Regions from separate parts of the Mus musculus genome. Here regions 1, 2 and 3 are each linked to region 4. A link is a loop called in an ENCODE intact Hi-C map of the cell type or tissue named here. Cell type or tissue: heart. All regions are shown on one strand. Links, peaks and the distances in the headings refer to the core of each region. The heading gives the core; the rest is flanking DNA. Region 1 overlaps Ube2e3 (ubiquitin-conjugating enzyme E2E 3). Region 2 overlaps Itga4 (integrin alpha 4). Region 3 has its middle 160 kb from the start of Gm46750. Region 4 holds the start of Gm52519 (a long non-coding RNA gene).

Region 1 (8,189 bases), core at 1,569-6,568, 860 kb before region 4:
GAGAGCAAAACCTTTGAAATAGTCAAAGCAGGACTCCAGTTGTCTTTCAGAATATCCAGGCAGATGACTCCCTGACTGTTGATGTTGCAGTGATAGATTCTGGTACGGAAAGTAACCTATACACAATCACAGCAAACAGGAAGCAAACACGGCTTATTCCCAATTCATCTCAACAGTAACACATTACAGACGATGCTGACCGTAAATAATTAACCAGTACTGTTCTTACATTGGATGTAATAACAGTTAAGTAGTTTTATTCAAAACTATTTTAAAAGTTACGTAGTTGTTTTTTAGTTAAAAGTATTGATTTTTGGCTTTATTTTGACTTAACATAGAAAGAACTATTATTTGGCTCATTTGTTTTTGTTGTTTCTTTTTGACACAAGGTGTCAAAAAAAAAAAAAAAAAAAAAAAAAAAAAAAAAAAGAGGTGTGTAAGTCTGGTGACATGAACCTGCTGTGCACATTGCACTGGTTTCAAACTTACAGCAATCCTCCTGCCTCTGTTTCTTGAGTACTGGGACTATCAGCATGCACTACATACAATACCAGGAATTACCCTGGTTTAAGAACAAAGTGAACAGGTGAACAACTGATCAATTAAATCTACATGAATGGCATTATATAAGCGTGTATATGTATAGTCATATATCATATATCTTTGTGGACACACATGAACATGGAAAATGGAGAAAAGTTTTGACATCAAAGTACGAAGATAAATGATTCTTGAAAGGTTAGGTCAGCTTCTAGTGAAAGTGGTGAGTATCACCAGCTCAGCCAAACGTCTTCCTATGTCAGAATAAAGTGAAGGACTGGGAGGAAGGCTGCGGCCATCATCTGTGTTACTGTCCTTTCTTAGTCACTCTCCTATAGACACTGACATAAAAAAAGCAAGGTTTTCAGTTACTGCACCAAAGAAACTGACATCTCTTTTTCAGGAATAAATACTTGTATGTTTCTAAGCAAATACAAAAAGCAGTTGAGAGAGTAAACTCATCACTTGGACTTGTAGAAAAAAGAACTTTCTATTTTATAATTAGCAGTGTACTGTGAGCTTCAAAGGAGCATCAGGGGACAGGAAGAATACCCAAAAGTGCTTTTTCAGGGGGTGGGGGCACAAAAAAAAAAAAAGGCAGAGTGGAGGAACAATAAACATACTACCTAATGATGGCTTAATAGGGGCTATAGATGATATCATGATACTCTGTGAATACAGAGATCTGAATTCTAACTAGGCATCTAACTTTGAATACCATGTTTCAAAGACTTAGTACCAAAAAACACATTAATAATATTCTTATGGATGTTACTTATAGCATGTTGAAATAGTAATATTCTCAATATATAGGGTTAAATATACCTTTAAAATTAATTCACAATTAGTTCCTCTTATTTATTTAATGTGGCTATGGAAACTAAAACTATACATGCATTTTACTTTGTCTATGCCTCTAATAGACAATGTTTTTCAAGAAAATGGAATACTTGCTTGTCCAAAAGACTGAGCTTATTACTTAAAAGACATAGAAATTATTTACAATTAACAAAATGTTTATTACTCTTTAGGAAGTTCAATACCTTAACTGAACTTCATAAATACTATAGAAAAGCCAGGTGTTAGTGGCACACATAGATTTCTGTGAGTTTGAGGCCAGCCTGGTCTTTTCCAGGACAGCCAAAGTTACACAGAGAAACCCTGCTTCAAAAAACAAAAACAAAAAAAGTATATATTTGAAAGAGGGAGGGGAGAGACAGAGTGAGAGGGAGAGAAAGAAATAAGACTTATTACCAAGATACCACAAATTTTATTTGTTTCATTTAGGAATAGGGTTTAAGAATGGAAAAATCTGTCTTAACAATGAGAGAAACATTACAAAGTTATAAATTTAACACATTGGAACTTCATAGTATACTAAATCTATAAATAGCCATATATTAATAAAAATGACAAGCCATATACAGGACTATAGTTCCAAGCCCTTCTGCTAGACAATTTCTATTTCCATGAACAGTGCTAAGAAAAATGTAAGAATCTTTTAGGTTACATTATTTCTTCCTCACATACAGAAATAGTATCATAACTATATCCTGTTAACTTTCCCCCTATTTTCTAAAGTGTTAAAACCAATTTTCAATATGAAAAACTATGCATGTGGAAGTTTCACTATTTATAAAAATAGGCATACAGTTTACTAAACATTTATTATACAGAAAACAGCAAAAGAATGAAAATTGAGCAGCTGGTAATAAGCTGACATTATATATGTACCATTCTCCATGAGGATCTAATTTATGGAATGAAGGCTCTGACTATCTGACTTAGCAAGGGGAACATGGAGACTTTAAGAGCTTCTAAGATAACTTTTAGGATCTTAGATTCTAATGGGTCACACTGTATAACACTTAAACAATCTTAATTTGAAGTAAGTTTGCCCGGGTTGTTAAAGGACCATCTTGTCAGAAAATGTAGCACACAGTGAAGTATTACCTAGCTGATCAAAAGAAAAAAAAATGACATCATGAAATCTGTAGGCAAATGGATGCAACTAGAAAAATACCTTCCTGAACGAGGCAACCCAGACCCAGCAAGACAAATATGGTATGAGCTCAACTTATAAGTGGATATTAGCTGTTAAGTAAATGATCATCAAGATGCAACCAATAGACCAAAGAGGTTATGTAAAGAGAGCTCCAGGGAAGACAAATATTCTCACCTCCATGGGAAGGTGAAATAGAATAGATTTTGCAGGTGGTCTAGGGAGAGTTAGAGACAAGAGTAAAAGAATCCAGTCAGGCAGGGAGGGATGAAGGGAGAGAGAGACAGCTTGAACTCAGGAGCACTGGGTGAGGGTGGAAACAGTTCAGAGAAAATCTTCTGGAAGCTATGAAGGTGGCCCTCGTGAGGATTCTTAGTAATGTAGGCTATCGAGTCTGAACTGGACATCTTGTGTAGCTAGGTAAGTGGGGGAATTGGGTAGCATTCGGTTTAGCTGTTGGTCAAAGGGGGCCCATAGAGATCCTAAACATCCCAGGCTGACACAAGGACTGAAGGGGTGCTCTCTGCATGGGGGAAACAATAGCTGAGGCAACATTCAATTCACGAATGCAGAGAGGTGAAACTGGTGCCTGCATGGAGCCTTCAGCCCTACATTCTAGTTTCTTTGGCACATGACAATTCTCTACAGACTACAGAAAAACAAACCTGGACACTAACCCCGCCACAAAAGCCTTAACCTACACTCTGCTCAGCCTTCCAGATGTGTTGGAACAATGGCAGCAAAGAGTATGTGGGATGACCAGCCAATTTAACTTGAGATCCACTGAGGGAGCCCATGCCCTACACCAGGATGGTCAGGAACCAGAGACTGGATAGCCTAGAGACCTACGGCAGAACCAAACACATTTGACAAAACACAAACAAAAAGCAGTGATATGATTTCCAATGATGTTCTGCTATACTCATAGATCAGTGTTTTGCCCAGCCTGTTTTGGAGACCCTTTTTCTCCAACTGGGTTCTTTCCAGCCTCAATGAGGTTTTTCGCTTAGTCTTGTTGTATTTTGTTCTCTTGGTGCCCTATTCTTTTCTGATGAGGAAACAGAAGGGGAGGAGTGGATTCAGGGAGGGGAGAAATGAGGGCGGGGGGGGGGGGGCAGAAACAGACAGAAACCATCTTGTCTGTAATTTGAGGTACACACCACTAGGTGGAACCATTGTTACACTGTGTTAGAGAATACTGTCCAGAAAAAGGTCCTTTCTAAAAGTCATGAAGTAAGCCTTTATAGACTTTACACACACACACACACACACACACACACACAGAGTCAGAGAGAGAGAGACAGAGAGAGACAGAGACAGACAGACACATGGAATTGGATAGATAAGATAAATAAATAGATAAATACATACAATGAATCACAAATATATTTAAATATTTTCAGGATTTGAAATGGGAAGCATTTTTCACACAAGGAACCCCATAAAATCAGAAAATATCTTTGACTCTCTTGTTTTGTCCTATTTTGGTTTGTTTTTACTGTATTTAATTTAATTTCATTTTATTGTATTTATTTATTTTTCTTTTTTGGTTTTTCGAAACAGGGTTTCTCTGTATAGCCCTGGCTGTCCTGGAACTCATTCTGTAGACCAGGCTGGCCTTGAACTCAGAAATCCGCCTGCCTCTGCCTCCCAAGTGCTGGGATTAAAGGCGTGCGGCACCACGACCGGCTAATTTTATTTTTATTTTTAGATGGCTGTTTGTATCCTAAGGAGGGAAAGTAGGGTAGATCTGGGAGGTATTGGAGGAGAGTACACCATGATCAGAATATACTGCATTAAAAGTTTATCTAATTAAAAAGGAAAGCATGTTACGAGTTGGGAGCTGGATTTCTCCTTAGGAAAACTCAGATATACAGACTAAGCTCTAGGGTTTCCTTGACTACTTTATAAAGAGAAGTCAGAAGTTCTTCAAATAAGTATCCTGTTTAGGCTTTGCATAGCCATAGCTTTCCGTTTGTTACCCAGGTAAACAATCTGTTTAAATGAATTAAGAAGAAAGTACAAGTGAGCCTGCCACTCGTCAGTTTTGTATCACACTCACAAGAAGGCACAAAATTAGTGTCAAAGTACTGGGTTTCCCTTTGTTAGTTTCCTAGTTTTCACTTATCGAGGAATAAAGACAAATCCTTATTATTAATCTATTTCTGAAAGCTACCAATGACTTTATTTCAGAGGGAGTTTTACATATGTTCACATTTATGTTTTCTTCAGTGCATAGATTTATTTACTAGTAACAAACTATATTGAATATAAGATGATTTAAAGGCAGAAGTCAGTGACTTTTTGGTTTTAAAATTTGGTTCTGAGTTTCCTATTAATTCATGAACAACAATTAAATACAAATTATTACAGTAATACACATATAAATTCTAGAGTAACTAACTGGGTTTTGAAGGAGGATAAATATTAACCAATGGACACATAAGCTCTTACCTTTGGTGGCTTAAATGGATAATCTGAAGAAAATGTGATATCCAGAAAAAAAACACCACCTTCATATACAGAACCTGGTGGACCAAGTATAGTTGACCTCCATTCATAAATGTTATCTCCTTTAGGCCCAGCACTATTTAAAAGAAATTAAAAATCAATATTTACATCTATAAATAATATAGGTTAACATCCTAAGATGAATGCAAAATTAGAAGTTAAATAAGCAATCTAAAAAAGCATTAAGACCAACATGTTTCTGCACACATGTATAAATTTTGAAATATTCCAAATGAACAGAAAAATTATAATGAAAACATAAAAACTATGTTTATTGGATACCTCTGTTAGCATTTTACTATTTGCCCCCATTCCCCTCCCCTCTTGCTACCCCCCACAAACACATGAACACGTACCCCCCACACACACATGAACACGTACTAGTATAATTTGCTGACACTGATCCTTTCCACAGTAAATACTTACATGTATTCTTCTAAAAATAATTTACAAATCAATAGTTACTAAATGTCAACCACACTAATCTATAATTTGCATGATAAAATTGTCAACTAACTCTGTAATACATTCTTCCTCCCAGATAAAAGATCCAGTCTGGGGGGGGGGGGGGGCGCAAGAAAATCTTATAGGTTAATCTAGTCCAAGACAGGATTTACTGAGTAACTCCGGCTGGCCTAGAACTTGCAATCATCTTGCCTTCCCATCTGAGTACACAATTCAGCGTGTGCACTCAGCACAGCCACCTTTAATATGGGCTCTATCAGAACTTATTTTTTCTGACTTTTATTTGACAGAATATAGTCCTTTAAAAAAATAAATACACAGCAACACTTGAGTTTGCCTGTGATTCTCTCATGAGACTCAAGTACACCCCTAACCAAAACACTAAATAAATTATATGTCATTTTGGAGTCATGACATTTTGAAGCACATGATTTCGTGTCCTGTCCCTCACTGGTGATATTAAGCTTCACCTACTGAAGATGCTTTCCAAATTTCCTACTGCTTAGTTACTATCTGTTCTGCATCCAATATGTACTCTTTGGTTAGATTACTACCATGTAAATACCTTTCTCTTTATTCAAAATTCTCCTCTAGATTTAACACTCAACTGGAATCCTCTGAACATTCCTATAACAACTGGCAAATCATGACATTTCAACTCCAGCTATTCCTCCACACTTAACAGCACTCTTCAGCTCCCTCTTGCTTTGTGTGCTTACATAAGTATTATGTTATTGATATGAACTTGTAAAGTACTATTTCTTTCTAATACTTTATAATTCATTATTGCTTTTAACTATTTTGCTGCTTGAATCATCATAGACTGTTGCCCAGAGGGAGAGCCTACAAAGCAGCTCCAACACACTTCTAACATGCTTCCTCCTCCCAGCCCTGGAATCAGCTTCAAGAATCCTGGGTCCTTGTTGGAGAATGTTAAGAAATCGAGACTTGAATTCTACTGAATCACTGAAACACTTTAATGCAATGTGCTAAACATCAGTATTATTTATACAATAAAAATTTAACAGTTCAATATAATCTAAACTCACAATTTCTGGCTGGTAATGCAACTCAATGTAAACATTGTTCAAACATACCTTACAAATTACCATTTTCCTCTGTTTAGAATGCATTTTCACATTAATCATGTGCATATACAGGTGGGAGTGGGTAGGAGAACATGTGCATATGAGTGAAGATACTGGGGCACTTGATATAGGTGCTGGGAATCAAACTCAAGTCCTCTGCAAAGTCATGTACCCCTAAACAGCTGAGACATCAGTCCTACCTATTTAACTCTAGGCTTTTACACTGAAAATTTCTTGGCTTTCTGTAAGCAGGTACATGCTTTTGTTCTTTTAAACTGCCCATCAATTTAGAAATGATCTGGAAGACCTCTTAAAGTAGTTAGTGCAAAACAGTACTGCAACCATGTGTAATAATAGGGCATCAGCTTAACTACATGTTATTAATTCTGCAAGACTGACATTGTAAAACTAGTGAAGTTCAAATGATAAGCCTCAACAAAGGCTATTCTTATAGTCCTCAAATATTTCTATTTGCTACTCTAATCTCACTGTGGTTATCTCTCTTTCCCAGCAGACTATAAATACTTGTGTAAGTACCCAAAGAGAACCAACTTCCAAATAACCAAATTCAGATGATTGAACAGAAGATAAATTGAGGTCAATGTATTTTAATGGACTTTAGAATCTTAGATTAAAAAGATGATGCTTTGGACAAATCTACCAGCCCCTGGAAGAAACAAAGATGGAGAGGGTGACGAATCCATCTTAAATCCTGTTACATGGTAAAGCCGGGATTCCCACTGTGAAACCAAATTCTTGATTCTAAAGTTTGTTTTTCCCCTCTTATGCTGCACGAAAAGGGTTCATTTAACTCTATTACATCAGGGCTTTCAATACAAGAGAAGCATCTAGCCTAAGGAGTCTAATTTCACTTCCTTTACAGCATCACTTAGAATATGGAGAGGCTGGGACAGACCCACCAAGAGACATGGGAAAGGAGAGCTTCAGGACTGAGTCCATTAACTCAAAGCATTTCATAGCCTAGCAGCAGACCTGCCACTGAGCTGACTGGAAAAGACATGGGTGAAACTGACCAGCCATTCCCTGTATCTTTCCTCAAACCTCCGTACTTTCTACTTCTCTCCTTCCATAGGGCAGAACTCTATAACCTTCCTTCCATACACAATCAACTTTTCTTTCTCAAGTGAACAATAGCCACAAGAATTCAGCAATGGCATTTTCCAAACTTGTCTAAAAGACAAACGTTTCTCTATCCCTTCCAGCTTTTATCTCAAATTATTGTCCCTTTAACAGAAAAACTCCTTTAAAGTATTCCTGTTAGGTGACATCTCTAATTTCTCTCCTCCTGTTTTTAAAATAGTTTCAAGCTGGATTTTTTTCCTCATTTTTCTATGGAAACAACTTTTTACCTAAGGTCAGCAATGACATCACTGATGGGCCCAATGGTAATTTCTCATGCATCAACTAACTAAATTTTAAAGTAGTAAATCAACTGAAAAGAAAAGAAAACTCAAGAAACCAGAAGAGGGGGGGTAGTCAACAAAATGAAGTATGTATAAAAATCTCATATGGAAAAGCTGTTGCAAATTTAAAAAATAAAAATAAATTATTAATAAAATTAA
Region 2 (8,189 bases), core at 1,453-6,452, 1.2 Mb before region 4:
ATACACACATCCTCCCTTCATACACACTCACACCCACACATCTACACATTGTGATTATTTCTTCTTTTTGCTTCTTGACATTGCTTCCCACTGAGACAATCCTCAACTTCAACCACAATACAGAGAGGCTTTCAGTATGTGTTACTAGGCAAAATTAGTTCCAGGAATAGTCTGCAAGTCACCACTCCAGTTCTGGAACTTCCTTGATTTCTGGAACACTTTCTCTTCTCTTTGGGAATGCCAGAAAAATCTCAGCAGAAGAGTCAAGATGGCCCCATCTTATGCTTTTCTTAGACCGTTGAGAGTTCCTTCCCTCAGCCTCTGTGCTTGTAAATCTACTGTTCCGTGTGAAGGAGTTGAATGGTCTTGAGATCACCCAGGAGAATTTTAAACAAATACCAACTACCTCCCGTGCCCCTCCCCCACCACGAGTACTCAAACCCAAGGCTGATGGGTTGTGGGGAGACCAGGCCATCAGCATTCAAAAATATCTCCCAGATGACTGTATTTGGGGGTGAAGCTGGGTTTAAGAACAACTGTTTCAACAATGTAGATGGGCAGGCCCTTTCCTGTCTAATTACTGGGAAACTTAGATTGCTTTCAAAATAGTAATAAAAGATCTGTCCTGTTGGGTTTCAGCTAGGTAATGAGAGTAGGCAATTAAATACTAAACATATTTTCTTCATGAAGAAATTTGATATTCATTTTGACAGAGGTGACATTTGCAAAGACTGTCACAAGAAAGCTAATTTTCCTGAATGTCCTTGACAAGACCATAAAAAAAGAAATCCATATTTTATTTTACCCAATGTCATGCTGCAGTGATTTATATTCCCATTTTCAAGTCAGCTTATACATTACCAAGCTAAACTTTTAGCAAATCAAATCTCAGTTCCATGATTGAAAAAGTATTTTACATGGTTGAAAACAAAAGAGGTCAGCAGAAATTAGCATCTGATGTTTTTCCACTCTTTTGCACTAGAATGGCTAATTTGTGGCACAGTTGACTGCATTTCCCCAGTACAAATTAAGGAAAAAAATATTAAAAACCATCCTTCTTAGTCCAAGAATTAAGCCCAGTCTTATTTTTTTCAAATTGAAGAAGAAAATAGGATATGTGTGTGTGCGTGTTAGTTTTAAATCTCAAACTAATGATTTCTACCAGCATATGTAAGTGAAACTTAAAATTCTTAATGGTCAAAAATAAGTTGCTAGTACAAAGCTAACTGGGTACTCTTCTTAAACACACCTCTTCCCCTTTTGTTTTGCTGTTCACTGCACACTCTAGCTGGACAATGGAGTGCTAGATATACAATCTTCTACATCTCCTCAAGGAGGAGAGACTGGTTGTGTTTTGACAGTAGCACTCAGGCAGCGTAGAACACTGCTGCTCAGATAGCAGGAAGGTACTTGATACACAGTTGTGAAGAGGGATTTTGAAATACATTATGCCACCATAAAAATTCCTCATTAGATATGACAAAAGACCATAATGTTTTCACCAGACTGGGATGGAAGAAAGAGTCACTCTGTTTCTGTGCCCCCTGATTTTCTTTCACAATACTATTTCCCTGAGCTTTAAGACGTAGTAACAAATAGAATGGAGGAAATAGCAGATTGAAATTGCAGATTTTTCCATGTGTGTCTGGGAGGAGCATGACTTAAAATGGTTAAGTCAGTTAGGATCTGTGTTGTTCCCATACAGAACAAGACAAGTGTGATGTATTTGGGCAAGAACAGGATATAGGACATATGTGAACATTAGATGATGGTATTGTCAATATATCTTAAGGATTTGGTTAAACACTAAGATGCATGTAGATCATAGCAGAATCCTCTTGTATATGTAGCCATCACTTTATGGGAAGCCTCAACGTGAACACTGTTTTATTGTCACAGTAAAGCCAGAAGAATGCATTATTAATCCTTTTAGTCATAGGAAAATTGATTCATGTGAATGTGAAAAATTGTGTTTACAGGTGTGTGCACGTTGGTTAATGCTTATGTGTATTTAGAGGTCAACACAGGAGGTGTTTCAGTTGCTCTCTGCTGTGGTTTTTGAGGTAGAATCCCTCACAAAACCCAGAGTTCATCTATTTAGCTGGACTGGCTGGCCAGTGATATCCGGGGACCCTGTCGCCACCTCCCCAGTGCTGAGATCAGAGGTTTGTTACCATGTCTGGCTTTCACATGATGCTGGGGGTTGGTCTCAGAGCCTCATGCTTGCACAGAAAACACTTTGTCATCTGACATCTTACCAGCCTCCAAAACTGAGTCACTGAGTCTTAAACTAAGTCAAGAACCTGCCCAAATCTATGAAGCCAATAAATCAAAAGATTACAATTTTTAAAAATTGATATTTAAGTTGCTTCCCACAATTCTAAAACATCTACCATAGAACTCTACAAATATTCAGCTATGTGAATTAACTGAATTCAATTTTACATCCTAAGTCTGTTTTTCCATCTGAGAGTGTGTAAAATATAACAAATCTGCCCAGATTGTAAAATCAGCTTTTTTAAACGTTAGGGTCTCACTGTAACTCAAGCTGGCCTGAAATTCATCACACAACTCATGAAAAGTCAACTTTGTATTGTTCATGAAGATTCTCCATTTCTTAACCCCTGTCCTGCCCTGGCCCTTCCCTCCCTGTTAGGCACCTTCTTCAGTATTGGGGCATTTCCACTGAAGAAATAAGGACCCAACGGAAAGGTCAGTCCTCTTTCTAGACCTTTGAGGACTTGAGTGATGTGCTTTGCACTGGGGAAGGCTGGGACTTTTTGGTGAAATGGTGTGTGTGGTTTGCTCACCTGCGTCACTCTTCTGTGGATTCCCTAGCAGACATGTGGTAGGGGCACTCAGGCTGACTTTCTGGACTGTAAAAAAGTTCATCTGCTCCTTCAAGCACTCCTGGCATGCTTTCCGGTTTCAGAAAAATAACAAAAGCCCTTCCTTTATATGTTACTTTTGCCTTTTAAATTTGAAGTTCTATTCTATTGCAAGATAAACATACATTTAAAACTTGCCCATTCTACTTTTTTTTTTTTTTTTTGAGACAGGGTTTCTCCGTGTAGCCCTGGCTGTCCTGGAACTCACTTTGTAGACCAGGCTGGCCTCGAACTCAGAAATCTGCCTGCCTCTGCCTTCTGAGTGCTGGGATTAAAGGCATGCGCCACCATGCCTGGCTCCCATTCTACTTTCTTAATTAATCATAGAAGATGAACAACTCCTGCTTTGTCCTATGTTCTACAGAGTCACTAATTTAAGGTAACTTTTTAAAGGAAGTAATAACTGCTGAGTGAAAATAATAAAAATTCCATTATCTAACATATATCCAAGCATATTTAATATTTAAACATTATATATACACACACATATATACCCACCCACACACATACACACACACACACACACACACACACACACACATACATACATATATATATTCTGCTTGCTGAGTTCAAAAAAAAAAAAAAAAGAAAAGAAATCACCTGGAACTAAAGTGACAGATAAATTAACAGCTTATAAAATGCACCAGTACATAAAGTTGGAGATTATGGGAACTTATGCCTGTGTGTACAAGGCTTCCTAGTGCTTAGTAGGTGTTCAATAAATGACAAATGCTTCCACTCACGGAACGTGCATTCTGCTGGTTTCAATTTAGACACCAGGGGGCGCCCACAGTGCCATGAGATTCAGCAACAGTCTTCAGCTCTAACCCAAATGGCCCTTACATTTAGTTTGTTCTACTAGACCATAAGTACTGTTAATCCATTCATTATATCATACATTCTATGATTAAAACATGCGGTTTTCTCACACATCTAATTAAACATGGTGGTGATCTTTCTAAAAGATAGCAGTGATGTGGGAACTCAATAGCAATTTATATTGACAAATGATGAAGAGAAATGGAAACCATAGCTCTGGCATTTTGAAGGTGGCACAGGACAGGAAAAGCACCAAATGTCCAACCTCCTGCAAATCTAGAGCCAAGCAAGAATGAAAAGATAAAATTAAATGTCAAAATGATAAAACACTATCAAATGTTTTCCTTCAGTTAAGAAGAGGTCTTTAAATGTGATCTTAGGATGGCTAGCAAAATCTGATATTGGCTAGCAAGCATGATCAATATGTATGAAAAAAAATTATAATCCACAAAAAAGTATAAAGCCAGATATTGAAGTCCTCTAATTCTTCACTACTCTATTCTATGCTATGCCATGCCATGCCATGCCATCCCATCCCTATTCTAATTTTGTTCTCTTCTAATTCTATACTATTCTATTCTAAATGTTTCACATCACAATTACTAGCACCATGATGTAGGCGTGAAACTTCATAGATGTGACTTGATCCTGAATTATTCTAAAGCTTCAGAACTGTAGAAAACAAGGTGACTTGTGGAGACCTCATTCTATGATCTGGGTCTCTACAGGTCTTTTAGTCGCAAGTTTCTTCAAAATCCTCTAGAAAACTCATACAACTCCTTGTAAGAGCTATAAGAGAAAATGTACTCCAATAGGTATATTTGGTAAAAATAACTTTCTTGTTTACTACATCTTTTTTTGTACCAGCATAGATTTAATAGCTGTAAACACATGTATTAATTATTTTTTTCTAAGTATTCTTGAAGTAGGCATTATCATAAAAGTCAACATCAAATATGAAGTGCCTTTAACAAAGGGAGACCGACCACTTGTTAAAGGACATACAACTAACTCCTAGTGGGTGCATGGAGCTGGAAAGAAATGGTCAACACAAGCAACCAGCTCTCCAGGTCAGCTATTCAAATGTTGGCATTCCTAACAATCCAATTCTGTACTAAATCTACTTTTAAAATAATTTAGTGATAAAATTTAGTGACATTTGTCTCCAACATTAGAAAATAATAAAGGAAAAAAAATCTACTTTCATAGTTTTCAGGTAGTTTCTTAGATTTAAAGATTCATTTGGAAAACTTATGGAAAGTTGAATAATTAAATTTTTTATGTATTTATTTGTATGTGCCTGTATCTGTGCATGTGTGCATGTGTGCGTGCGTGTGTGTGTGTGTGTGTGTGTGTGTGTGTGTGTGTGTGTGTGTCTACAAATGCAAATGCTGTCCCAGGAGCCTTCAGCTGGTTATCCTGTCTCTACCTCCTGTTAGTCAACACAACAAGTGCCTTTACTCACACAAGCAAGATAATTCAAAATTCTAAATAGAAAATTAATCTGAAGAAACATGCTTGCATTTAAAACTAGAGTAACCAATGTTGAAAATGTTATGCTCCTATTTTACAGTTCACAGGTAAAATAAATAGAGAAAAAAAGAAACTATAGATGGTCAGGAAGATAGGAAGGTTTAAGGGAACTCAGTGAGGGCTTGCCACATTGTCCCTGCCAGTGAAGGCACACACCAGGGTGAGGAATTAAAGATATCAGGAGGCATTTCTCTGCAGGAAGGTGAGAGGCTAGGTAGACTAAAGCATTGCAGAAACGATGACTGGCACACAGAAGTTATCAGATACAACGTCCAGTAGAAAACATTCATAGGAAAATAGTGCCTGAGCCAAGAGTAAAGTCCTGCTACCAAAGTTTCACAGATGTTGTAAGCTGACGTGTTTTCTATATATCAGCTGTGATTGGAGCCTAGCCATCAAGGACTGAGACCTCTCTCTAGTCCAAGGTGTAATTTGAAAAGAATATAGCTAATTCACTTCATGGAAGTAGCCACCCTCCCAAATAAAGGTGTCTGAATATAGGTATGCTGTATTCTTTCTGAACATATTCATTATGAATTACAGTGTTTGAAAATTGAAAAAGAATGCTCATAATTGAAAAAGGTAGATATAAACTAAGGACATCAAAAGAAACATGGATATTACTGAGCCCGGTCCTGTCACTTATAAACTCAGCTCAATGTTCTGATTCCCCACAAAGGAGCTATTTATGAAACTTTGTGCTTTTTAAGGCAATCGCTTCCAACCTACTGCTAATGCAGTCTCATTGGGGGAAAGCTGAGATTGGCAACAAAGCCTGTAAAATCCCACTAACTCCATTCATTTGGTTCATATTGAGTTCTTCCTGTGTGATCATCAAACCAAAGAAAACCAGCTTACTCCTCAGTTCCCCCCATTCCAGAAAGCCTATCAGATGTACCTGACATTTGTCCCTGCCAATGTATATCTAAAATCATTAATGAATCACTTATCCTGCGTCTCTTATCATCTAGACTGAGTTCACTGAGGTTTTCAGTCTTATTTTATTATTATTTTATATATAATATATTATTATTTTAACTTTATTTATTAGACACAGCAGGCCAAAGGGTTTAAGGAAGAGCAAGTAGGAAGGATTATTATCGCTTGCTCTCATTCTAGACTTTACAGTGTCCACCAGTTAAGATTACATTTAAGATTACATTTAAGGTCTTCCCAAGGTTATTGATGAGCAGATTTTTCTCTAACTCAGCGAAACTACCTGAGTTCTTATCTTTGGGATGTCTAGGGTCTTTTCACACCTCCAGTCACTTGCCCTTTTTCTAAACCCTCTTATCCTCTGACTTCCCCGATGCCAGGTGCACATGATTTTCTTTCTGCCTTCTTGGCTCTCTCTTTATGAGTCCCTTCCTATCTTCCCCAGTGGTCCCCAACCACATATAAACCTTGAAATCATCCTTGGACCTCTGGAAACTCCTTCCTTTCTTGGACAGACTTCTAGAGACTTAATTCAATACAGGGCCACTGGAACTGGTATTCTTAAACACTCATGGTTTAAGTTTGAAATGGAATTGAGTAACCCTATTCTAGGCCCTTTTCTAATTGTAGAAAGCCTCGTTTCTATCCTTGGTCTTCTGATTCTCTTCCCTACAGCTTGCAGATTAAGCTCATTCATCCATATGGCTTTGACTGTGCCCTCTATGGCAATCAATCTTGACTCTGACTTACTGGAACGGACTTCTCTCTGTCATTACAAGTAGACATCTAACTCATAGATGTCTATTTTTCTGTAGAAGTAGATTTCATACCAATGAAATACAAGGCTTTCCCAGAATACCTGCTGTTCTACCCCTTTGGTGTACACACCACCATTAACTATATCTTTGATCATTTCTTCTTGACCCTGTTACTTATTCAAAAAGTACTGTTTCTGAATCTATCCTCTAAACTTCTGCACAACCTGCTACTGTCCTAGTTAGGAACTTATCTCCAGTAGCAGAATTTGTCTATATTTGTTATACTATTCTTAATCTTGACTCATTGATTCCGAAGTACTCATCATACCATTACTATGTGTTAAATATATAATCTGAAGACATAACTTCCCTATGATTCACATCATAGGATCTGTTCATAGCCACAATGAGTTCCAGAGATAATCTCTGTAATCCCCCATTCACAGCTCCCTGCAGCACAATCCTACACAGTTTTCAGTTCTTCCAATGTACTGTGCTCTCAATGTCCTTAGCTTTCCATGGCAAATGTTTGATCTGTCTGGCATGTTTTTTCTTTCTTTATTCTTTGAGAATTTTGTACATGTATGTGATGAACTATCACCAGATGTAGCTCCATTTCCCCCAATACCTCCTTCTCCTCATTTCATTATTTCCTCCACCTTCTGCCCCTACTCTTCTCTAATAATCCACCAAGTCCAGTAGGCTGCCAATAAGTGCAAGGCTATGGAGCCAATCCATTGGAGCATGGGAACCTCACTGTGGTCACACCCTCAATGGTGTATTATTTTTACAATCTCTTTCTCTACCTGAGACTTACTCTGTCCCCACATGGCTCTCAGTTCCTCAATACTTTGTTCTTGTCATTTGATCTTTCCAACACAGTTTTGTACAATAATGAACACATGATTGGGAAAACTGCTGTACAAAGGATTTTGTGCATTTAGGTCTGGTCCTTAGACATCCCTTAGCTAATGACTAGATGAATACATAAAGCCTTATGCACAATTGACTACTAATACCTGGCCCCAAACCTTTCACAAAAGAAAAGTGTCTTAGTCATTAGAAATATTAACCAGTGAGCATCTGATCTTATATTAAAAAGAAATGTATTAAGAAAGCTTCATCTCTCTAATTAGGGAGATTGGAGAACTTCTCTCCTTTTAAAATACTCATTTTTATTTTAATATATATATATATATATATATATATATAATACACACACACACACACACACACACACACACATATGAGC
Region 3 (8,189 bases), core at 1,875-6,874, 500 kb before region 4:
GAGGATCTAAAGGAGGCTTTCCAGCCTGCCCTACCATGGTGCCTAGCTTCCTAGGATTGTTCTATAAACATTTCCTGTGTTTAATTGTGAATTAAAACAGGCCACACCATCCACCTGCCTTTTCACACAAGAACACAAAACCCAGAATCATTAAGTAGGATTACCATATACACTAACTGAATATATATGGGAAAGACTTTCAATAAAATTATGGTGAAGGAAAATGCACAGTGTATTTGAAAATTAAAAAAAAATCTCATGTGACATATTTGGATAAAGAGATTGCTTCCGTAGCATCTCTTGTTAATGAAGAAGAAGCGAGCACCCCAGGCTGCAGCTCACTGAATCCCTAGCATCTTGCTCTTCTGCTCATTAAACCATCACTACTGATTCTGTAACTCACAACAAACCCTTTACTAGGTAAAGTCTACAGTGACCTTTCACTAAAGAATAAAATTCCAACAAATGATCACTGCATGGAGGTGAATTTCACTCCCCTTTCCGTTTGTAACCCTTTTCAGTGATATAGGTACTGTAGTCACTAAGCTAAGTTCAGTTGTGTATAGTTGCAGTAAGTTTGAGAGATTGCTTGACTGACTGCCTCTCCTTGCCTCCCTCTTACCCACTCTACCTCCTTCCTTTCTTTCTTCTATCCTTTCTTACTCCTCCCCCTCCCCTCTGCCTCCCCTTCTTTCCTTCCTTCCTTCCTTCCTTCCTTTCTTCTTTCTTTTATGTGTGTTTTGTGTGTATGTCGTGTATTCATGTGCGCTGCATGTATGCCAGTCTCTCTCTGTGTGTGTGTGTGTGTGTGTGTGCATTCAATGAGTGCATACCAAGTGTGTGCATACCAAGGCCAGAGGGGAATGTTGAGTGTCTTCCATAGTTGCTCCCTGCCTTACTGCTCTGAATCAGGGTCTCTTACTGAACCTGAAGCTCACCACTGCGAAGATCACCACTTTGACTAGCTTGGCTGGCCTGTGAGCTGGGTGATGAGCACACACAACCATTCTTGGCCTTTTATGTGAGTGCTCTAATTGAACTTAAATACAATACTTGCACAGCAAGATGCCTTACCCACTGTGTCATCTCCTTAGCCCTGCTGAGTTATTTTTTAAAACATGCATACTAATGAGGTTCTTGTGAATGAGAAGGTCTGAATATTTTCTATTTTTCGCCTACCAATGCCCAGCAAGTGCATAGGTAAGTGCTTAGTAAGAAATTTGGGGGTTAAACTCACAACCACAAGCACCCCTACCAAATCACTTACAACGGAAGAAACACTAATTTATACTATGTTAGGGCAAGCAAAAGCCTGCTTCATTCTATTCATGTGTGTCTTAATAACTCAATTGCAGTTTGTCTTTTATTTCATTAGCTTGTTTTCACACTCAACTTTTTTCTCCTGAAGGATAAATCTGTGGACCATTATAGCCAGAGGGCATCTGAGGTAGTGCTTTGCACCTGGGAAAGCCATTTAATTACTGGAGCTGTCAAAATGTTTTATTGTAAACAGCTTTTCTGATAGATTCTGCTTCCCTCTTATGAAGGATCTTCCCCTAAAGACACTCCTCCTTGCCGGGATGCTGAGAGCACAGGTGCCCTGATTTAGAGGAATGAAGGTTTTATGTCTTAAAATAGTCCATCCTTCTTCTCATGTCTGATTAGGAAATATTATATGCTCATTTTTCCAAGTTTATGGGTATCATAAAATGCTATCATATTAAAAAATTAAAAATTAAATAGAATAGGCCACTGAAAGTAGAGAAAAGGGAAAGTTTTATCTAAAATTTTTAAGGGATACTCAAAGGCATAGCTTACTAAATCTATTTGCAATACACCCTAGTGACATAAAGGAAGAAGTGTGTGGGTTATAAAATTTTATATTTCTACCAATTCACCTCCATAAATATTACAGGAATCAACTCAAGTATTGTAAACCAAGTGTCCACTTTACCTCCAAATCTTCACATTTTAGCTAGTTCGGCACAGCTTTTGTCTGGATCTGGGCAGAGAACAGTCAGTCAAATGCTTGCCTCATAAGCATGAGGTCCTGAGTTTAGATCCCCAGGGCTCACATATAAGAGATAGGGGTGGTGGCAGGTGTCTCTGAGTCCAGTGTTGAGACAGATTGGTCATACATAGAAGAGCTTTTGTCTTGTTGATTTATAGTCCAGTCCTGCCTTCATAAAACTCTACTCTAATGTGAGGTATCACCAATTAGTTCACTGAAGTCCTCCTACCTCCACAGGATAGAAATTATGACTAGGCAAGGAGAAGTTTTATAAATGAGACTCCCTAATAGTGTGTGATCCTTCAGTGTTTCATGGTAGCATGGCAGTGGAGAGGCAGAAGCAATAGCAAGTGGCACAGCCATGTGGTACAATACTCATGTGAGCATCTTATCTAAGTACCTTTAGTCCTTGGCAGTGGCCACTGCCACAGTTGTCAGGATGGAACTCTTGACCCTGGAGACAAGATATTTATCCTTCTTACATCTCCATTCTTCGCTCTAACTTATTCTATGTCTCTCCTCTTTCTTTCCATTCTGTCTCCACCTTCACTCTCTTGCCTTTTCCTCTCCTTCTGTCCTCCATCCTTCCCCTCTCCTTTCTTTCTTGACCTCTCAAACTTTTCAGTAGACTCTTCAGCTGTCAGGAAGCTGGCTACTACCTGATACCTTCCATATGTCAACTGCCTTTGAGACTATTTGGGCTGACTGCCTCCACCAGGATTGTAGTTTGGAGCAGGGCATGCAATGGCTAAGTGAGCTAGATGCCAAGTGCCTACTTGCACTACAGCAGCAGTTGCTCAAGAAAAGGGTACCACCCTCATTACTGGGATAGTTACAGGGTCCACCTATTTCAAGATTCAAGAAGTAGGCAGCTTTATAACTTTATAACTTAGCTCACCACATGCCTAGCTTCCCCTGCTGCGGTAGCCTTCATTACTGTTCTGCTGTCTCTGGTGTGTAAGTCTTCATATTACCAACTCAGTCTGCACCATTGAAACAAGGCAAGAAAAGCCCATTTAAGAGATATTAGACCTGATGCTGCAGCATCGTGAGAAGCAGCAGAGGAGAGTGCTTTCTAGTCTAGTCACAGAATGAGCCAAACTTACATCGCCCAGAAAGAGATGCTTGAACCAATCAAAGCCTTGTCTCATAGTGCCATTGTGATAGAGGATTGTGTTTTAGACAAATCATAGCCTTTCCTTTTGACAAGGATTACAGTGAGACTTGCCTTTTGGACTTGTCACAGCTTTGCCCCTCAGCATTAGTCTCAATATTCCCTCTACTAGACTACCAAGGGTAGGGCTTCCCTTACCCAAAGTAGAAATGGTTGCAAGATCATCTAGGGTTCATCAAAACTTATGATAGCAAAACATCTGGTATCAATGATTTCAATGATCCCTAGCTGGACCTGTACTCTCGGGATTCAGGGCAATAAGCTATAACCTTTTGCACAGTTGTCTCAATACATCTATAGAGTGTTCAAGATGGCTGGGGCTGGCATGAAGGCAGTCTGTTAGCCTGGGTCCTTTTACTCAAGACAGCTGGGCAGCAAAGAAGAGTCCAACCAAGCTAATTATGGAGTCAAAAGTTCCAGGACCAATGCATTTGCTTCTTTATAGCAAAACTAATAGCAGGAGCACTTACAATAAACTGAAGGAACTCACCATTAATATTAGTAAAGACTTTTAACAATGAACTTGTGTAGTAGTACAGGAAGTCTCAGTTCTCCTTGTAGTCTCACAGGGTCTGCCTTAAGTTTCAAGTGCCAAGGACATTTAATATTAAGGGAAGTTTTTCTTAATGCAATGATGCAGGGCTCCACATTCATGAGCTGTCAATCTTCAGTTCTGGGGTTTTCTCATACAAGCACAAAGTGTGGTTGGTTAGGCAGATAAATAGTGAAGCTTATACTATGTCTTGAAAAGATCATCAGTAGCTAATGGCCATAATTAGAAAAGAATAATTAGCACATCCATTTAAATTAGCTTCCTATCTAAAGTCCTATTGTGAAGGATCTTCTTATTTCCTTGTGCACTGATAACTGTCGCACAGAAATATGGACAAATCTAACCATTACCGTGAAATATGTATAAAATTCAAACAAATGATCTCATTATTATATAGGATAATTAACTACTGCAGCCACAGTTCATGGATTATTGTTGTTTCAAATAGAGCTCTAAACCCAACCTTAAAGAATTGAGTCATTAATAATTCTCTGCTAAATAGTCAAATAGTCCCATCTGTTCTCTCAGATGAATATAGGCATCAAAACCCATACCATTAGTGTTGTTCAAACTGTCTTGATATGGTGGTTTGAATAAAAAATGTTCCCCATAGACTCAAAGGGAGGAATACTATTTGAAAGGAGTAGAATATGTGGCCTTTGCATTAAGTGTGGCCTTGTTGAAGGAAGTATGCCATTGAGGGTGGGCACTGAAGTTTCAAATACTCAAGCCAGGCTCAGGCTCTCTCTCTCTCTCTCTCTCTCTCTCTCTCTCTCTCTCTCTCCCTCTCCCTCTCCCTCTCCCTCTCCCTCTCCCTCCACCCCTCTGTCCATACTACCTGCCAATCTAGATGTAGAACTCTCAGCTACCTTTCCAGCACCATGTCTTCCTACATGCTGCAATACTGAACCACAATGGCAATAGTAGACTAAACCTCTGAATTTAAGCCAGCCATAATTAAATGTTTTCTTTTTATAAGAGTTGCCATGATAATGGTGTCTCTTCACAGCAATAGAACATTGACTAAGACAAGTGGTGTGTTAGTCAAAGACGCTGTGTTGCAGCTCTGTCTGTCAAAGAGTGCATGGATTTCCTTCCTGATCTAGATTGTGCACTGGGGGAATTCCTCTCTCACACGTGCACACAAACATGCACACACGCATCTGTATATCTCTGTGTGCACACTTCTGCTCCTTTAAGAATCAGGATTATGGTCTCTATCTCGATCCACAAGCTGAGTTCTGAGTCCAAAGTAACTAAGCATATGAGAAGGTGTGAACGCTTGGAAAGTTGTAGGCAACTATAGGAAATAGAACAAAGATGCTCATTTGACAGAATGACAGTGGGAAGTGTTAATGGATGAGGTGTTAGCGGATCTACTACTAGGTATGGAAATAAGCAGATCTCAAATCTGCCTGTACAAAAGAACTGCATAGGAGCTCTGGAAATATATGTCATTGTCCAAATTTCCTTAAGACTTCATTTTATAGAGGTAAGACCTGGGGTTAGTTGTATTTAAAAGTGGCTGTAACATGAGATCAGGGACTAGTCACTGATCTAAGTCTGGAGACATAGTACAAGGGGACTAAATCACATGAGGTTGTCACTGATGAATGATCATTTTAGTATTGGTGTTTCTTAAATTGTATGAGGGGCATATTTATATATCAAATTTTAACTGGCTACTTGGGATTTGCACCTATTGAGGGTTAGGAAGAGATTTATCTCTGAGCACTGGAATCTGAAAAGGAAAGGCTTAGCTTTTATTTAATGGTGAAAGAGTTTCACTACGTTTTTTGTATGAATGATAGACTCAGGTGAGTAAGGAAATTATACAAACCTATAAAGTTTGAGGAAAATCAAATTGATGAACATTAAGATGCCAGGTGTGAGGGCTACCTGGCTTTGACATCTGTCACCACATTGATCATCAGGGTTGGTTTGCCTTATCTGGCTTGTGTCCCCTTCCTCCTTCACTGTACCATGCCTCTCCCAATGCTGTGATTTTTCAGAAGCCTTCTTCAATAAAGGAAGACTGAGTTTTGGCAGCCATATTTCTCTTTTGAAATCTCCAAACCAGTTCTCAGTAATTTTAAATGAAACACCAGTAGATGGCCATGTACCCATATTTTATTGTTGATCACATTCATCCCTGGAAGACTTTTAAAAATCAGAATGAGAAACCAAGACAACTCTGAGAAACTGCCCCTCCCTACAAGCTGACCTATGATGTGGAATAAAGTATGTGCGTATGCATGGGTGTCTGTGTAAGTCCACAGTATACAAATGAGTAATTGCCCACAAGGGAGGTCATTCCGAACAAACAAAATCCAAACAGGACTCAACAGGTTCCTTTTCCAAAGCTCAATATAAGATCTCACTCTTTTGAATCAAAAGAACAGAGACAGGCAACCTCAGTTGTCCATCAAGAAGAACAGAAGGAGACTGGAGAGATGGTTGGGTAGTTGAGAGCTCTTGCTGTCCAATCACAAGGTACTGATTTCAAATTCCAGCACTAGAAGTAAACACCAGGAACTTCACCTCCATCTCAGAAAGATGGAAAACCTTCTTTGGGCCTTTGTGGTCATAAAGGCCAGACCTGCACAGACAGATGCACACTCACTTACCAAGACGCTCTCAGAGCCAGGACAATGTTACCTTGAAGTTATTCTAAAAAACTCTGTGAGAGAAGACATTACATTGTCTGGGGTTATCTTTTATTTTTATTCAGCAGAATGCCTAGATTAACTTTTCCTAATTGAGTTGACTAAACCTCCTCTATTCCTGTGGTTTCTTGCCCTCTCCATACCCCTGGACCCATTCTCTGTTTGACTAATGAAAATGTGGATTTGTAACTGAGTTAAGTCTTCATTATGAGTTTGAAATGATTCTTTCAAAGTCATAAGAACAGGTGTGAACACCTAGGGCATGTACAGAAGGCTTTTTTGGCATCATTGGTATCCTCTCTCTGATTCTGAGCAAACCTGGTCCATAGATCATTACTTTCAAGGTAACACCATTGAGTTACACTTCTGTTTCTATCCCACTCATAATAAGGTCCCCATCCCTCTGAAGTATTTAAGTCTGCCAAACTCTAAGTTTTTGCAGCCCACAATTGCAATAGAGGATTATCACATGATCTCAGAGGGTCCCGATCAAGAAATAAAATGACAACAGGACCTCAGAGGCTTTATGGATATGTGTGAGCGTGTGTGGTGGGTATTTTGTCTTGGTTTCACCTCAGCTCCTCATACAGAAAATTCTCAAGAACATGACTCATGTAAAAAAACAAATTGAGAGCACATGGTTGGAACAATTCAGATTGGCTGGAGAAAATCCCTTGAGATGCCTAGGGCCTCATTGCTTCTGACCAAAAATGGTAAAACAGCCAATAACAAGGTAAATACACAGAATTTGGGGCAACTAACCAGGCTGTAACTCTCTGTGCTGGCCACTAGAATTCCAAAAACAAACCACAGAACAAAAACAAGCTTGTCTAATAAAGCCATGCGTGTTTTCCAATGAGCCTCACCTGGTCAGAGGGGACTTTTCTCATTATTTTTGCCTGTAACACTAGTTTCAGTGGTTCTGACTCTTGGAGGCTTGCCCTGACCACAGTTTGTTCTAATTGCATAGTTCATAGATGCACAGCATCACCTGGAAGCTTTTTAGAACTACAGATTCTTGGACTTATCCCAGACCTTTGTGGCTAGAGTAACAGTTTGTGACCTAATAAGCCCTTGGGCTGACTCTGATCCACACTAATGTTTGCTCTAAATACTAATGATTCCTTACAATAGGTAATTCCCGTAAGCCTAGCATTTGATTGTACTTGGTCCCAATTCTGTCATTCCCCTCCACTGATTAGGGGGAAATGCTGGCACGAATGGCAACAGGCATGTGTAGCACTAGCTGTTGAGACAATGGCTGTAAGTGCTAGCATCTGTTTCTGCTGTTCACATACGATAGAACCCGAACAACAATATGAACTAACCAGTATGCCCAGAGCTCGTGTCTCTAGCTGCATATGTAGCAGAAGATGACCTAGTCAGCCATCATTGGGAGAAGAGGCCCTTGGTCTTGCAGATTATATGTCTCAGTACAGGGGAATGCCAGGTTCAGGAATTGGGAGTGGGTGGGTTGGGGAGCAGGGCGCGGGGGTGGTGCAGGGGGGAAGGTATAGGGAACTTTCAGGATAGCATTTGAAATGTAAATGAAGAAAATATCTAATAATAATAATAATAAAGAACCTGAAAGAGACTTGGAAGGATGGGCAAGCTCTTCTCTGAGGAGAGCATCCTGAGTCTGTGTCCTTCTACCATTAGGGAAAACATTCAGATAAAGTTACCTACACTACACTCTAGCACTGCAGAGAATTATACTATTGAATCTTGCAAATTGTCGTAATTTGACTAATACTAAAGTCACTCTAGAACCCTAAGAAACTGGGA
Region 4 (8,189 bases), core at 1,586-6,585:
AACTTCTCCCATATACTTACCTCCTACAATTGACTTGCCCCAAAACCTCTGAAGTATCCATCTTTGTGTGTGAGCCACTTCTCTACAACTGTCCTTTCTTAAAGGACAGAGCCTTCCTCACCCATCACATCCTATTCTCCTATTCTATTTTCTATACAACATCTCTGATGATCCCATATACTATGTAAATATATAGCATTATTATATATTTGTATGCATCTAGATACACAGAAATGATAGATAGATAGATAGATAGATAGATAGATAGATAGATAGATAGATAGATAGATAGATATAGTTAATAGGTTTAAAGTTGGCTTCCCTTTATTATAAGGAAAGTCAATGAAAATAGAGATATTTTAGATACTAGTTTACTTTTTGAGAATTCCATCCATGCACATGACACCTTCTTAATCATGGTGACTCCAGCCCTTCCCCTAACTCATACCAGATCCATTTCCATCCACTGATCCATTCTTGACTTCATGTCACCTTTTTTATATAACCCACTAAGTCCAATTTGTGCTGTCCGTTCTCTCATTAGTGTGGGGCTACCCACTGACCTAGGGAACAAACCCTTAAAGAAAACTGACTCTTCATAGCTCCTTGACTAGGGATGGGGGTGTTCCAGAGCCTCTCCATCCGCTATGCTGCCATGTGATACAGGCCTTGTGCAGGCCTTGTGCACAGCTGCTACAAGTTCATGAGCATCTCAGTCCTGACAAAACAGCATGTCCAGAAGACATCATTTGCTCTGGTCCTCTCTGACTTCTGGTACTTATACTGTTTGTACCTTTCCCTTCTGCAATGGCCCTGAGCCTTAGGGAAAGGCAAAACTTAGATGTGTCATTTGTGGCTGAGCACTCTGCAGACACAGATTCCCTGCATTCAGTTATGAGTTTCTGTTTTAACTACTGCCCACCAGACAAAGAAAATTCTCTGATGATGTTCCAGAGCTATCCTAATCTATGAATATGGAGATACAAATTTAGAGACAAGTTTGCCACTATAGGACAAGGATTGTTGACTCTTGTTGTTCTCTGATGTCGTACAGGTTCGTTTTGTGGCAACTTGACACAAGCTAGAGTCATCAGAGAGGAGGGAGCCTCAATTGAGAAATGCCTTCATAGTATCTGGCTGTAGACAAGTCTACGGAGCATTTTCTGATTTAGTGATTTCTGGGGAAGGGACAAGCCCACTATGGGTGGTGCCATCCCTGGGCTGGTGATCCTGGGCTGGTTCTATGAGAAAGCAGGCTGTGTATATAAAAGAGTAAAAGTACAGAGTTTCTCGTGTAGTCCTGGTTGTCCTGAAACTCTGTCTGGGGGTTTGGGGGGAGAGAAAGGAAGGGAGGGAGGGAGGAAGGGAGGAAGGGAGGAAGGAAAAGAAGAAAGAACAGAAAAATAAGGAAAAAGAAAAGAAAAAAGCAAGAAGAAAAGTTTATTGCTTATAATCACAAAATGACTTTAGTAGTAAGATGTATTCTAATTTGACAGATTTTTGAAGAAATGTCTATCAGAATTCACTACTCACTTTTTAATATTTAGAAGTTATAATTGTAGGAACAAAATATTCCCTTTTTGCCAAGGAAAAGAAACAACAGTGGTATGATACCTTTTTTGAATAAGCCACTGCTGTGCGTGGATATTCTTGTAACTACGCAGATTATCAACTATTCTGAGTGGAAAAGAAGTGGGGAATGTACAGGGATATATAATTCTGGCTAGTATGAGCAATGTAGTTAGTCATGACCCAGAAGGGGAAATCCGCCCTAGAAGGAGGAGAAAGAACATTTTAGACAATAAGCTTTTGAAGGACATACTAAGCTTTGGAAACTGTTACCTTGGAATAATGAAAGTCCTCTTAAACTCATAGGGTCATTGATTTTTCTCAAATTAATTTTATTAGAAATCTGAATTCTCACAAAGTCTGATGAAAATATTTACCAACATCATCCTTTATCTTCAGGGTTTCGTGCTGTGCTCTAATGGTAACCAGAAAATGGGATTCTGAGAACCGTTTTGACAAATAGCAGCTACATCACAAAGCATGAGTAAGCCACATTTCAAATGGAGGAGGGTTTAATGGCCTAATAACCAAGACGTGAGAGAAAGCAGCTAACAGGAAGACAGAAGTCACTCTTACGGTCGCAAGAACACAAACCAACATCTTCCAAAGCGAGAACTGTAAACGCTGAGAAGTCACGAAGTCATTCCATTCTATGAGGAACGGTGTCATGCACCCTTTGATTTAGTAACGAAGCTATGAAAAAGGTAGAACTGCTAACCGCATGTATCTGCAGTAGCTCCTTTTCTGTAATGGAGGATCCATTTTGAAAAGAGAGTGTTGGTAGATGTGAGATTTAAAAAACATTATTCATCCCTTTGTCACAGCAGGATGACTAAGCCTGCTGCCACCAAGAGTTGTCTCAGTATTCCCTGATGAAGGCTCTTTAATAGGATGAACTGAACACCACTACTTAGCTATTTTCACAAACCAACAAGAGAGCATAGGAGAGCCTCTGAGAAGCAAGGTTTTGCTTTGTATTGATTGAATATGTTTATGTTTGCAGACAGAAACGTACTGCTGCAGTGCCATAGGTGGAGAGACTCACCAATTAAGTGGCGAATTGACTCCAATACGGATCGGACGCCTCCGTTTCCCAGTCACGGGTGCTTGACAACACTCAGGATCTGTGCGTGCTCTTTTGAACCTAAACTAAATCCAAACAGAAATCCCAAAAGCTTGCACCTTCCTTAATACAGCTGGTTTGAGTGACATGAGGTCGCTCAACTTTGTCATAAACCCCCGCTGCCTTGGCCACGCCCACAGAAAAGAAGCCTCTGGAATCTAGGAAGTCGCGTGAGACAACGTGAGACACCATAGCCACTCCGTAGCTTTTGCTGTTCTCTATGACGTACCATTTAAAGGGGGGGGGGGGGGAGTCGGCAAGAATTTTGTAGGATAGGAGCATAAACTCAACAAATGAACCAAGTTAAACTGTCCATGGTTGGGCCCTAGCCAACTGTAATGTCAAACTGAAGGAGAAAGGCCCTTTGGCTCCCAATCCTTACTACACATTTCTTTCCTCCATCCTCTTTCTTTGGGCTTTCCAGCGCAAGCCTCTCAGTTTCCTTGGCTAATCTGCACTTATAGGGAAACTTGGTATGCTTTATGATGCAAGGGTTTAACAAGTTGCTTCTTACAGTAATATTTACATTTCAAGAAGTGATACTTGGACGAGCCTTGAGAGAGGACCAGAAGCTGGAGTTCCTGCGGGGTTGAACCCCGTCCGTGGGTGTCGAGAATTCAGCCTAGCATCATGTGTCCTTTCACACAACGGTTCAGCATATTTCATGTTTTATATGTTACAACTATGTTTCCTTCCAGGCTGCCTTTTTCTGTGGGAACATATATGGTTTTCTAGAACAAATATTTTTTAAAATTCGCATTCTAGGTTTCAAAACCTGGTTTAGTACAAAAAAAAAAAAAAAAAAAAAAAAATCTTTCCTTACAGAAAAATTTCAAACTCTGCTGAAAGACTTCAGGGTTGTCCAGGCAAACGTTTTCACTCTGCCTGATCAATATGAACAACTCCCCTCGCATCAGCACTAAGCTAAATGTTTTGCTGTCGTAGTAGCCTTTAAACTAGGGCATATAGCTGAAGGACCCCTGAGAGCATACAGCCAAAGGTATGGTCTTTGTACTTTAGAACAGAATAGTGTGGTTTCAGTCAGAATATCCCTCCAGGAAGTAGAAATATCTTCAATTTTGGGTTTGTGTTCTTAGCTTCAAGGGGAAAAAAAGGGGAAATAAAAGAAAAAGGGAGGAAGGAAGAAGTAGTTGGGGGAAGGGTGTGGGCACTTTCCATCATATGACAAACCCTGCCCATTGTTAATAACAGAACTGACCATGACAACATATTCTATCAAATTTATACTACGATATGAGACAGCAACCAGTTTCTCATTGAGGCCACATTGTCAGTGCATTTAACTCCAATGCATGTGGGTAAAATGGTCTCCAGAGCTTCCTGCCACTGGAATCACCTGGGAAGATTTAATCTCACCGATGCCCAGGGACTGCCTCTGTAGCCTCTGGGCATCAGAAGATGTCAACATTACTCCATGTGATTCCTGTGTGTGGGTACATTGCTCATCAAAGGACAGAAGACAGACATATTCCAGATACCTGTTTGAACTGGTTGACTGAGCCAGCTTCATTGGGTATTTAACCAATGTTCGCCTTTGTAGCTTCCCTACATCCCACATTCTGTGAAACGGAGGCAGAAGTGGCTCACAGTCTTACAGAGCAGCCTTCTGACCCATTAATCAGTAGGTTGTTCCCCTCTCTTTTTCCCTCTGTGGGCTCTGACTCATGCTGCAGTAGAGAAAAAGACAAACAGCCTAGTCAATAAATGACTACTGCTGTTGGATTGCCTTTCTTTGACTACAGTGAACAAGCCAGAAAGTGCCTTTCAGTAATACAGGAGCCGCTTAGGAACCAGGCTGCCACCTGGCGGCTTTCCTGAGCATTTCACTCTTCCTTCCAAAAGAAACGGGAATGACTAATCACAGCCTCCTCCTCATTTACACACTAGACACGGGCTCAAGGAGTCCTCTGCAATGGAGGCTGTGCTTCGAGGTGACACTCAGAATAAAACGGCAGAGGCAGCCCTTTCAAGAGGACAAGGAGGGCACACTGGCGTTCAAATACCCCACCCACCTGTTCACCTTTGAGGCTGTTCTTTGAGGGCTTTCAAGAGCGATGTCAGGTCAAACAGGAGGATAGGGATGGTTTGTGAAGAGCCCGAAGACCTTGTTTATGGTTTCTGAACATCAGGTCTACCTCGAAGCCTGGTGAAACTGCAGGTTGCAGTGGTCCAGCCCCAGAATTTCCAATTCAGGGGGCTTGGGAAGAATGTGAGGTTCTAAGGAATCTCAAATGATGCTGCTAGTCCAGAAATTGCACTTTGAAAGCCGCTGGATAAATCACCACTGATGAGTTAGCTGGCAATGGTCAGCAATCGGCTGAGGGCGTCAGCTTCCTTCGTCAGCACACAGGACTAGGAAGAAAAGGCATGCACGGGGCCTCTCACTCAGTTCAAAGATATTGTCTCTGTGGGGTCTCCCCTACATGTCCATGGAGAAGCGTAAGGGTATCAAAAATGTCAGGTAGAAATTGGCTAGGATCAGAAGTGGATAAAATGTCTCTTGGCTGTTTTGCCTAGAGTCCTCTGGGCTCTCTTGGGAAACATTGGGTAATCTTTTCCCTAAATACTACATCATCCCAATCCATTAGTTCAGCAGGAAGCAGACCTGCTTGACAAGCCAAAATAACATGCTGAGATGGATTTCAAAATGAAGATTTTATGGAGATATATACTATGACCGAAGAAAAACTAAGTCGTTTCCATTCTAATAGCGCCATCTAGTGGGAATTCGAGGATATTTGTTTTGCTCTATCTCAGTCAAAAATGGAAGTGGTTTACATATTTTGTGGCAACAAAGGGGTCCCTATCATTTGCTACTTTGGGTGTAAGACAGGAGAGCAGTAAGCAAAGCCAGAAGATTATGACTGTGTGAAAGAAGTTCTTTCAGCCACCCACATTTTCTACGAAATAAAGCCAAATCATCAGCTGAGGAACGTGGACAGACGTATGTTCACAAAGGCTTCTCACAAGTCACGTATCAAAAACAGTCAAAGCAGAGCAGTCACGTCACAGCACAAGGCATGGTGCTGGGTGTGTACAATACAGCTTCAAACCCCTAAGTACCACTAATCCATAATTAGATGAAGATACAGGGCCAGCTAACTCATATTCTGCATGAGTATACTAGTGATCAATGAACCGTACAGTTAGTTATACATGGTTGAATAAATCGAATTCTGTACTCTCTACTCTAGATTCCAGAAAAGGAAAACAGAAGGTGAAGGCAGAAATGCTAAGCCTAATTCTAAGAAGAAATCAAAAGGGGGATAATTGAGGATAGATAAAACAAAAATCCTATGTCCCTGGCCCATGAATGCTAACCAGAGAACTCTGTTGCAGATGATCTGATGGTTTAAATGTAACCATCTGTTGTAGTTAACCTTGACTGTCAACTCGATGGGATGGAGAATCATCACGGCATTTCTGTGGGGGAGTTTCTACATCAAGTTCACTGAAGTGGGGAGACCCACCCTAAACACAGGCAGCACCGTGACATGGGCTGGGGTGTAAAACTACATAAAAGGAAAGCCAACTAAACAGACAGCACTCATCCCTCTCTGCCTGGTACTGAGGATACACAGTGGCCAGCTAACCTATACTCCAGCCACCAACACCTCCTGCCCTGATGGACTAGACCCTCACACTGCAGCCCCAAATAAACCTTCTCTTAAGTTGCTCCTGTCATTTTTTTTCCCTGTAGCAACAAATAGAAGAGCTACCCTTCTGGCTGAGCCATGGGAACTTAGTAGAATGTTAATCAGAAATAATTTAAATTTTCTAATTACTTGATTGTTGAATTTGTGCTTTTCCATGCACAGCAGGCAGATGCGATGGGCATCTGATAATTTGTCAGATGGGTACCAATCTTATAGTCGTAGTCCAAGCATGTGACACGGGTGATGTAAGAGATCTGGCCTGCCCCTCTTCCTCTACTCCAAAAATCATGTAGTCTGGTTGCACAGTATGCATTTAGAATCTCTAATCAGAAAATCAGGAGTTTAAAACATCCCAAAAGCCTTTTTGTTTCTAAACATAGCCAACAAGATGCCAAAGGTAGTAGATTGAATGCTTGATCTATTACAGCAGGTGAAAATGCAGTTATGATGCGCACTAAATATGTGAAATTACCTTCAAGCCGTGTGTGTGTGTGTGTGTGTGTGTGTGTGTGTGTGTGTGTGTGTGCAATATAAACTAATTTTGTTTTTGAAAATGATTCTCATCTTTAAGATGCCTCATTGTATACATGCAGATAATCCCTAATCTGAAAAAAATAATCTGCAACTCTTCTAGTCTCAAGTGTGACAGCTAAAGGGAGAGTCAACTTCTGCTCCTATCTCCATCCTCAGCAAAAATTTAGTTCCCTTAGTCAGTGGAGGTGGAGTTGAGGGGAAAGGACAAAACAAGCATTTTACCTGACTTCTTTTTGTCCTAGAATCTTCTGTTGGCTGTTGTCATTGGTGTGCACAACACCAACTACCTGCAGTTTCCCTTCAGGTAGCAAGTGTCCAGAATATATCAGTTCAGAGGGCCCTGGATGATCTCACTTACATGGTAGACCCAACCGCAGCCATCTTCTCCCTACATCAACTTCCTCTGCTGGCTTCTTTCTATAGTTATCCCTGTAGCCACTGAACTGACTCTGGGGTAACAGATGGAGAGACAGTGAGGGCTTGAAACACTTGGTACATTCTTGGACTTCTGAGTACAGAGTAGACTGTTTAGCAGTTGACTTCTCCCTTTGTTATCCCTGTATAAACAACCACTGCTTTACTCATAGAGAAATTGACTTAGTAGACATACAGCTAGGAAATAACTCATTACTTTCTTTCTTAAGCCTTGGCAGTCTAATGGAAATATGACAGCCTATCACCCTGTGAGTCCCACATTCTCCCATTCTTCTTTTCATCTCCTCTTTACCCTACCCTAAATCTACCAAGTAGGAGAATAGAAACCTCACACTGAGGGCAGCAGGAAGTCAGGACTGTCATTAGCCTTGAAGGACAAGAATTACTTGGTGGAAGCTGGACCAAAGGCACAGTCGAGTTGGCGAGAGTGGGAGCTGACGCAGCAGAAGAGATGTAGTTCCTGTCACCAAAGCCACAATGAGGTAGAAACACATCACTGCCCTTGTGACCTCCAGTCTTCCTAATATTTTCTGTCGTGGACCCAAAGGAGCAGGGAGCTGACATGGAAAACCTAAAATGCCTGAAGTCTTTATCAACTCTATGGTACATGGGATGGAGAGTCAGCAGGGCTGGAGACAGATCCAGGTAGTGAGAACAGAAAACTGGGGGGGGGGGGGGGAGAAGAAGAAGAAGAGGAGGAGGAGGAGGAGGAGGGAGGGAGGGAGGGAGGGAGAGAGGGAGAGAGGGAGAGAGGGAAGAGAGAGAAACAGACAAACAAACAATGGCTGACAGTCTGCCCTTTGTGCCCTAAGCACTAGCCATCTGTGGTCTTTATCTTCATTCGGAGTGGA

Evidence for each region. A loop is a pair of places that touch in the nucleus more often than their neighbours do. Peaks named below come from ENCODE experiments on the same cell type or tissue, not always from the same donor. Only the 100,000 strongest peaks of a DNase experiment are listed, where the experiment ranks them.
Region 1: it touches region 4 in a loop (9-fold over the local background); 30 of 42 quality-filtered maps call a loop at or near these places.
Region 2: it touches region 4 in a loop (6-fold over the local background); 12 of 42 quality-filtered maps call a loop at or near these places.
Region 3: a loop joins it to region 4, with 4 times the contacts of the local background. A loop is called at or near these places in 7 of 42 quality-filtered maps.

Annotation. Positions count from the first base shown.
Region 1 is chr2:78,910,614-78,918,802 of GRCm38, reverse strand. Ube2e3 (ubiquitin-conjugating enzyme E2E 3) reads right to left here. Exons shown (of 6, transcript NM_009454.2): 4 at 4,997-5,129; 5 at 1-116. Among named protein-coding and RNA genes, the nearest start is that of Gm51431, 41 kb to the right of the region's middle. In heart, for the core only: a CTCF peak has its summit at 3,719 (motif pointing right); no DNase peak of the experiment used is centred there.
Region 2 is chr2:79,261,315-79,269,503 of GRCm38, reverse strand. The region is part of intron 2 of Itga4 (integrin alpha 4); the gene reads right to left. Among named protein-coding and RNA genes, the nearest start is that of Itga4, 10 kb to the right of the region's middle. In heart, for the core only: a CTCF peak has its summit at 3,668 (motif pointing right); no DNase peak of the experiment used is centred there.
Region 3 is chr2:78,548,172-78,556,360 of GRCm38, reverse strand. No RefSeq gene overlaps it. Among named protein-coding and RNA genes, the nearest start is that of Gm46750, 160 kb to the right of the region's middle. In heart, for the core only: no CTCF peak of the experiment used is centred there; no DNase peak of the experiment used is centred there.
Region 4 is chr2:78,045,764-78,053,952 of GRCm38, reverse strand. It overlaps Gm52519 (a long non-coding RNA gene), which reads left to right and starts at 1,969. Exons shown (of 3, transcript XR_003953861.1): 1 at 1,969-2,273; 2 at 2,573-2,872; 3 at 6,053-6,242. It overlaps 4930440I19Rik (RIKEN cDNA 4930440I19 gene), which reads right to left and starts at 2,776. Exons shown (of 7, transcript NR_108098.1): 1 at 2,615-2,776. In heart, for the core only: CTCF peaks have their summits at 4,516 (motif pointing left) and 5,432 (motif pointing left); a DNase peak (open chromatin) is centred at 4,532; H3K4me3 peaks cover 640 bases; H3K27ac peaks cover 834 bases.